2 separate regions of the Homo sapiens genome follow, and region 1 is linked to region 2. Evidence: read pairs that join two places in POLR2A ChIA-PET (ENCODE). Cell type or tissue: MCF 10A. All regions are shown on one strand. Each heading gives the region's core, and the rest is flanking DNA. Links, peaks and the distances in the headings are about the cores only.

The links. Peaks named below come from ENCODE experiments on the same cell type or tissue, not always from the same donor. Only the 100,000 strongest peaks of a DNase experiment are listed, where the experiment ranks them.
Region 1: POLR2A ChIA-PET joins it to region 2 with 6 read pairs; 2 of 35 experiments call an interaction of 5 or more read pairs at or near these places.

Annotation. Positions count from the first base shown.
Region 1 is chr14:63,920,974-63,925,368 of GRCh38, reverse strand. All of the region lies in intron 2 of SYNE2 (spectrin repeat containing nuclear envelope protein 2), which reads right to left. Among named protein-coding and RNA genes, the nearest start is that of SYNE2, 70 kb to the right of the region's middle. In MCF 10A, for the core only: no CTCF peak of the experiment used is centred there; DNase peaks (open chromatin) are centred at 2,078 and 2,528.
Region 2 is chr14:64,110,528-64,114,922 of GRCh38, reverse strand. SYNE2 (spectrin repeat containing nuclear envelope protein 2) reads right to left here. Exons shown (of 116, transcript NM_182914.3): 66 at 1,352-1,582. Among named protein-coding and RNA genes, the nearest start is that of MIR548H1, 18 kb to the right of the region's middle. In MCF 10A, for the core only: no CTCF peak of the experiment used is centred there; DNase peaks (open chromatin) are centred at 632, 1,352, 1,882 and 3,922.

The DNA of each region.
Region 1 (4,395 bases), core at 128-4,127, 190 kb after region 2:
AAAGGGAATGATGAAAACTTTTTAGTTTAGTTTAGTTTTGTTTTGTTTGAGACAGGGTCTCACTCGTCACCCAGGCTGGAGTGCAGTGGCATGATCTCAGCTCAGTGCAACCTCTGCCTCCTGGGCTCAAGCAATCCTCCCACCTCAGCTTCCCAAGTAGCTGGGACTACAGGCATGAGCCACCACACCTGGCTGGCTGGCTATCTGTCTATCTATCTATCTATTTATTTTTAGAGACAGGTTTTTACCATGTCGCCCAAGCTGGTCTTGAACTCCTGGGCTCAAGCGATCCACCAGCCTCAGCCTCCCAAAGTGCTGGGATCATGGGCATGAGCCACTGCACCTGGCCGAAAACTTTCTTAATGTGATGAAGAACACTGATGAAGAAAAAAATACTAATAACATATTTAATAACAAGAAACTAAATGCTTTCTCTCTAAGATCAGGAACAAAGCAAGGATGTATACTTCCATCACTTCCATTCAACATTGCACTGGAGTAAGGCAAAAAAAAAAAAAAAAAAAAAAAAAAAAACACCAAGGCTGGAAGGAAAAAAGTTAAATTGTCTTTAATGGCAATGACATGAACTTTTATGCAGAATATCCTACTGTATCTACAAAAAATATACCAAAACTAATGTGTTTAGCAAGGCTGCAAGATACAAGCTAAATATACAAAAATTAATTGTACTTCTATATACTGCCAATGAAAAAATCAAGAAATTGCTATTTGAAAATATCATTCATAATGGCATCAAAACAAATAAACTACTTACCAATAGATTTAACAAAAGAACTGCAAGACTTATTCAATGAAAACTACAAAACATTGTTGAAAGAAATTTAAAGATCTAGGTAAATATAAAGATAGCCTATATTCATGGACTAGAATACTTAATATTGTTAAGATGGCAATACTTTCCAACTTGATCTACAGACTCAATGCAATTCCTATCAAATCTTAGCTGCCATTTTTTTTTTCAGAATTGGACAAGCTAATCCTAAAATTCATATGGAAATGCAAGTGACTCAGGATAGCTAAAGCAATGTTGAAAAGAATTAAGTTGGAAGACACACAATTCGAATTTCAAAATTTACTAAAAGCTACAGTAATCAAGATAGTGCAATATTGGCACATGGGTTGATCTATATAATAGAAGAATGGAATAGCACTGAAAATCTAGAAGTAAATTCTTCCACTTATGGGCAATTGATTTCTGACAGGCATGCCAAGAAAAGTCAGTAGGAAAAGAATACTTTTTTTGACCAGGCACAGTGGCTGATGCCTGTAATCCCAACATTTGGGAGGCTGAGGTGAGTGGATTGCTTGAGCCCAGGAGTTCAAGACCAGCCTGGACAACATGGTGAAACCGTGTCTCTACAAAAATAAAAAAAAACAAAAAATTAACCAGGTGTGGTGGCACACACCTGTAGTCCCGGCTACTCAGGAAGCTGAAGTGAAAGGATTGCTTGAGCCCAGGAGGCAGAGATTGCAGTGAGCTGAAATGGCACCACTGCACTCCAGCCTGGGTGACAGTGAGACACTGTCTCAAAAAAAAAAAAAAGTTCTAAAATCCAATGTGATGACTGCTCAACTCTGTGAGTATACTGAAAACTACTAAATCATATGCTTTAAATGGGTGAATTGCATTGTATGTGAATTTGATGTCAAATTATATCTTAATAAAGCTTAATAAAATATTAGCTAATATCTATAAGATTATTTGATCAACTTCTGCCTCCTCATTAGCTTATGGGCTCCAACAGTACATGACCCATGTCTGAGTTTGCTCCTCATTTTGCCTGCAGCACCTACCCCAGAGCTTTCATGCTATAGGAATTTAGAAAACATTTATTGAATTAATGATTAAATGGCTAGGGAAGGAGGGAGCAGGAGTTTGTTATTTTTCCTCAATCAACATACAGATTTAAGTACTTAGTTTGTTGGGAAAATATGTGACATAAGATCAGTGATTTCTACTTTGAGCCTCAGCATGTGGAGTCCAGCAACCTCGTGTTGCCACATGAGCAAACCACACCCTTGTGTAAACACCTGACAGTCTTATACTGAGGCTTTTGTTTCCACCCTCACTGGAACATAGCTCCCGGCTCTCTGCGTAAGCAAGTCTTGTATTTTTAGCACATGAAAATAAGCCCACAATACTGATAAAAGTCTAGAAGTTGGGTGCTATTTGTCTCTCCTCCTTCTCACACTCTTCTGATTCATCTAAGTTGCTCAATAAATATCTACGGAATGAAGAAATAAAGAAATGACTACATTTATTTTAACACATATTTGTTACTCCTTGCTACCTTTTAACTACCACATAAAACTGAACACTTTTCTTTTGAAAAATCAAGGTATGTGAGCCTGAACACTTTCTACTGGGGCAGCAGTCCAAGCACCTCTGACTTCTGAGTGCAAAAGAACCAGACTGCACTAAACAGAGCTGTGCTGTGATTATAAATCCAGGGTTCTTACATTTTGGAATGCCAGCAAATTACTCAGGGTTATTGTTTAAGTGCAGGTTTCTGGATCCCAACTCCCAGAGATTCTGATTCAGGGCTTCACATATCTCACTTTGTGAAATACTTGTCTAAATAGATCGGACAATTTACATGTATGACTTACTCTTGAAACAACAGGGAATAAGAAGGGCCTGGCAAAAAATAGCGATGAAATGATAAACTCTGAGATATTAATATATCTCAAAATAAATATTATAACACATGAGTATTTTTTATAGAGATGGGGTCTTGCCATGTTGCCCAGGCTAGTCTCAAACTCCTGAGCTCAAGCTATCCTCCCACAGTGCTAGGATTATACACGTGAGCCACTGCACCTAGCCCTAACACATGGCTATCTTAAGAAACACTTGGAGGGGCTCAGACGGCTTGCTGAAGCAAGTCAGGCCCGGGAATAAGTGGAATGTCACAGGTAAGGAACTATGACACTATTTCATTAAGGGCTACCAATAAAGTAGTCAGGTAAGCATTTTATAAACGAGAAAACTTCCTCCCAGAAGATGGAGGATATTTTATTTGCTCATTCAATAAAACATCTAAGCTGGGTCTGGGGGCTTGTGCCTGTAATCTCAGCACTTTGGGAGGCTGAGGTGGGAGGTTCACTTGAGCCCAGGAGTTCGATACCAGCCTGGGCAACCAGGTGAGACCCTGTCTCTAAAAAGAGCACAAAAATTTAGCCAGGCATGGTGGCGCACAGCTATAGTCCCAACTATTCAAGAGACTGAGGTAGGAGAAGCACCTGAACCTGGGAGGTCAAGGCCACAGTGAGCCGTGATCGTGCCACTGTACTCTAGCCTGGAAGACAAAGTGAGACCCTGTCTCAAAAAATAAAATAAAACAAAACATCTATTGAAAGCCTACTATGTCTTGGATAATATGCTCTGGATCTCACATCTGGTGGAGGAGAAATTCAAATCCAGATGTGTCTGATTCAAAATCCATGTTCTTTTCATTATAGTTCAAAATCAGCTGAAATGCCAAATCCATGGCTACTACCCTATCTCTCACCTCCCCTTCAAATCCAAACTTCTTGAAAGAGTTGTCTACACTGGCTATTTTTACTTCCTTACCTACCACTCATGTCTCAACCCACTATAAACTGGGCTGCCCCAAACACTACCTAATTCTCACCTAGGCCACTTATATATTTCGGGCTGCCCCAAACACTACCTAATTCTCACCTAGGCCACTTACGTATTTCCATTGTTGAACCTAATGGATACTTCTTGGTACTTATAGGATATCTTAAAACTTCTGACACTGTTTCCTACCCTCTCCTTTTTTAAATACTCTCCTTCTCTGGGGTCCATGATACCACACTCAGTTGGGTCTCTTCCTACTTCTCTGGACATCCCTTCTCAAGCTCTGCTACGGGCTTGTGTTGCTTTTTCTATCTGTGTGATGTTCTGCCTAGACCCTTCTCTTTTTCTAGATATTTTCATCTACTCCAATGGAACAAATTGCCATTTACACACTAAGGACTCCCAAGTATTTACCTTCAGCCCAGTTGTCATCTCTCCTATATATCCCATTGTTGTCTGGATATTTCCATGTGGTTATTCCATAGACATCTCGAACTCAACATTTCCAGAACTGAGTCATCATGTCTAACCAACTCCCTTCCCAACCAAAGTTGTTCTCCTGCACTTTTTTTTTTTCAGTAAATGGTTCTATCATCTACTGATTTGCCCAAGAATAAATCTATCATTTTTTCTATTTATTTATTTTTGAGACAGAGTCTCGCTCTGTCCCCCAGGCTGGTATGCAATGGCATGATCTCAGCTCACTGCAGCTTCCACCTCCCAGGTTCAAGCTATTCTCCTGTCTCGGCCTCCAGAGTAGCTGAGATTACAGGTGCATGCCAACACGC
Region 2 (4,395 bases), core at 223-4,222:
TTGGGCTGGGCATGATAGCTCACGCCTGTAATCCAGCACTTTGGGAGGCTGACTTGGGTGGATCGCTTGAGCCCAGGAGTTCGAGACCAGCCTGGGCAATATAGTGAGACCTCTCATCTCTACAAAAAAATACAAAAAGTAGCCGGGTGTGGTGGTGCAGGGCTGTAGTCCCAGCTACCCAGGAAGCTGAGGTGGGAGGATCACCTGAGCCCAGGAAGTCGAGGCTGCAATGAGCTATGATTGCTCCACTGCACTCCAGCTTGGGTGACAGGGTGAGACCCCGAAAAAAAAAAAAAAGAACTGACTTTTGAGATCAGAGGTGCCGAGATGCACAGAAAAGGAGGCTGGCCTGTCTGTCTGGTTCCTGGATGTTGTTAAGACTATGGGCTTACATAGAAGGGGAGAATGCACAACTGTGGATCAAAGGCAGGCTTCCCACAACAACATAACAGGCTACAGCAGGAAACGCTCCCTGTGGCAGGGCTAGTGATATGCGAACTCTGAGACAAGAGGATGTCTTCATCCTGGCAGACAAGCCCATATGATAAAGACAAGTCTGGTCTCCTAAGTGCAGCTGGGAGAGAGGCCTTTGCAAGCAGCTCGCGTGCCCCTGCTCTTGTGACACTCGATTATGCTGTTGCAATGTCATCATTCTAGCCTCTCCCTGGAGGGATTAGAAACCCCAACCTTCGGGCTGAGCCGGCAAGCTTTACTCAGAGCGACTAGCGGCAAGGAAGTTTATATCCCTGCCCCTCCCAAGCAAAACCCAGGGCATTCCTAGTAAAATGGTTGCAAAGCCCTTTTATGCTGTATCTTCAATTTTGCAAATTAATACTTTTGGTTTCATTTATGATGAATGAATATTCTAATTACTTACTAAAATTGAATAAAATAATAGCATTTACTGAGCACTTGTTATATACTTTATATACCTATTTAATCCTGACAAAAATCCTATGAGATAACTTTATATCCTATGACACTGCTTTAAATACCTTATTTAAATCCTGCGACACTACTTTAAATACCTTATTTAATCCTGACAAAAATCCTATAAGATAACCTACTATATAAGGAAAATGAGGCTGAGAAGTTCACTTCCCGAAGTTCACAGCTAATGTGACAGAGCTGGATTTAGACTCCTAGATTCTGAACACTACTGTCCCCTCAAATAAGATAGTTCCATAAAGCATTTCAAAGAATTACCCTGAGAACTAAAAGCTGAGGCCAAGATAAATGTAAGGGTCAGAGTAACAGAAAGAAAAACAGTGTTGCTTTAAGAGAAATTCACCCAATCTTGGCAGATGATTGGTGGAGAGGCAAACCATGAACTCTGACTTCTCAGTCTTACCTGGCACCCTACCAGCTGCTGTTCCAGCACCTGCTGCATGTCTGCGTTTAATGTTTCCGGCTCAACTGCCACGTTGGCTTGTTGCAGCCACAGCTCCAGCTCGGCCACCTGGGTCTTGCAGGCATGCAGGACTTCTGTGGGCTCCGGCCTAGTTTTCTCCACCCTGGGCTCCAAACCTCCTTGCGCGTCAGAAGAGTCCAGAGTGTCAGCCTCAATAGGAGGTGTGGTGCCCTAAGAGAAATCCAAAGATAAGCCAGGGAGTCCAAAGTTTTCAGACTTGGGCCTGCAAAGACCTGGGAACCTGCAACATTTCCCCAGTTAAAAGAAACAAAATCAGGACAGAAGAAGGAAGAAAGAAAAGAGAAATGCACCTCCACACTCATAGCAACAATCACGTGACCTGGTGCCACAGGTTTCCAAGCAGCCGATCTGCGAGTAAGCAGGTACAGTATTCCCGGGCACAGAGGACGCAAACAGGCTCACAGTTCACTACCCGGTGAGCCCCAGGAGACAGGTGAGAATGTGAGTGACAGGGTGTGTGTGTGTCCGAAACATTTAAGGGAATTGGCCAGTGTTTAGCGTTACGTGACACATGATTAAGCAATGCTTACATTGCTGCACACTCTATTCCAACAGAAAAACAAAACAAAACAGAACACGATCTTTACCTCCCAGCAGGGATACAATAAAATATACCACATAATTTTAACTTGACATCTTCTCAAATAGTTAGATTATAAAAATTTTAGCTTTTTAAAAACATACATGGTATTACTTATCTAAATTTTTCCCTAATAAAAACAGCTTGAGTCAAGTAATGAACTTCAGTGGGGTAACCTGGAAACTTTTTTCCTATTCCTCAGAAGGAATCCCTAAAATACCTTCCTTCCCCTTCTGCATACTCGAATATGATTGAGTTAAGGACTAGATGCTCACAGTATAAAGAAAGTGTGGTGTGTTCTTTTTACATTGAAATAACTGGGTTGTTTATCAACTGATTGGAAAATTTTCTCCCAGATACCAAATGAAAGTATTCCAGTAATTATATATTAGATATGTTCAACCTGGAGGCAAAAGATAATTGGATAGAGAGATGTATTTACCTCCCACTGTATTATCTATCCTTCCTCAGAATATGGAAAAAGTAGTATCGATACTTCTAGAGAAATTCCTTTAGGAATAAGGATTTGTGTTTTGCTGTATAAACCTTTTGCTCTCAAAAAATATTTTATTGATTATGATAAAATACAATGTTTTCTATAAGAGTTTGTTAACGTGTTAGCATCTAATAATAAAATGTAATTCTAGCCAAGTGACAAACTTTGAATGGGAATCGATTGCAAATATATACCCTAACTCAAATGCACATTCTTCAATGTTTACGGAATTTTGTTTAGACATAGAACTTTCAGTGTAAAAGAGCGAACAAAATTGGTAGGTGGTAACAAACACGTGTCAGGCATGAGAATGCTGTTCATTTTCATGCACACTGATGAGTATTATGAAAGCTGGTCTGGCACAAGTGTCTTGGGTTGTACTTTTTACCTTTCACCATCTATTATCTTCACATACATGTGCTGTTTTCTGCCAAAATGCCATTTCTTCCCTGCCTTCATTAATCTATTATTATAATTTTCTTCAAGAATCTTGAAAACCTTCTCAAGGAAACTTTTCCTTGTGTTGTGCTTTTTCTGAACTTCATATATAGTCAAGTCTATGCTTGGATTCAACTGTTTTAATTTTCTTTTTTAATCCTGACCTTTTTTTTTCTTCTTGGGAAGAGTTTCCCTCTGTCACCCAGGCTGGAGTACAGTGGCATGATCTCGGCTCACTGCAACCTCCGCCTCCCAGGTTCAAGTGATTCTCCTGTCTTGGCCTCCCAAGGAACTGGGATTACAAGCACACACCACCATACCTGGCTAATTTTGTATTTTTAGTAGAGGCAGGGTTTTGTCATGTTGGCCAGGCTGGTCTTGAACTCCTGGCCTCAAGTGATCCACCCGCCTAGACCTCCCAAAGTGCTGGGATTACAGGCATAAGCCACAGCGCCTGGCCCTGATTTTTTTTTAAAAAAAGCAACAGTTGTGTGATTTTGCTTCCAGACTTCCAGATATCAATTTCTAGTCATCTGATTAATTCCCTTCTAGTTTTCAGATATTGCTATATCTAGTTTTCAGATATTGCTACAGACAAAGATTTTGGAATTCCCTTTCCTTTTTTTGCCACTTGAGAGAACAATCTATTAATATTAATTAATCTAAGACAATCTATTAATATTAATCTGTAATCACAGATTTACCACCTGCCTTCATTATTTATTCAAAAATTTTATTTGAGCACCTGTTATATGCCACGCACATTTTTTTTTTTTTGAGATGGGGTCTTGCCATGTTGCCCAAGTGGGTCTCTAACTTCTGGGCTCAGGTGATCCTCCTGCCTCGGCCTCTCAAAGTGCTGGGATTACAGGCATGAGCCACCACACCCAGCCCTCCACACACTTTTTTTAATGACAGTATTGAGTTTCTCTGCTTTCTCATGAACTCACCAAATTAATGAGGAAATAAGCAAGCTGCATGACTAATCTGGGTTTTTTTTGCTAGTTATTTGAACCTGAAAAGAATCCAAAGGGGAAGAGAAGACAAAAAGAATATTTCCAACCATACAGCTTCAAGAGCTGAGGGTGGCCTGAGGAACCCACTAGAGATCAGTTCACCCACCTCTTTTTAAAGTCTAAGAAATCCAAGTGCACAGAATGTTCAATCAGCCCACATGCCTCCCTTTTTACCATGTTGCTTCTGAGAAGCACCCAAGTTACTAACCCAAGGTCACACAGCTCTGTGATCTTTTAATTCAGAGTTCCCTTGTTTTTTACACAGTAGCATCCCTGTAAAATACCTTCTCTATATGATAGCCCCAAATTCTAAAAGCAAAACTTATTTAAATGGATGTTTTATAATTGTACACTTTGGCGGGGGGGGGGGGGTGTAAAAAGTATTACTATAAGTATTTCTTATTAAATAAATATGTCTTCTCTAAAGCATAAC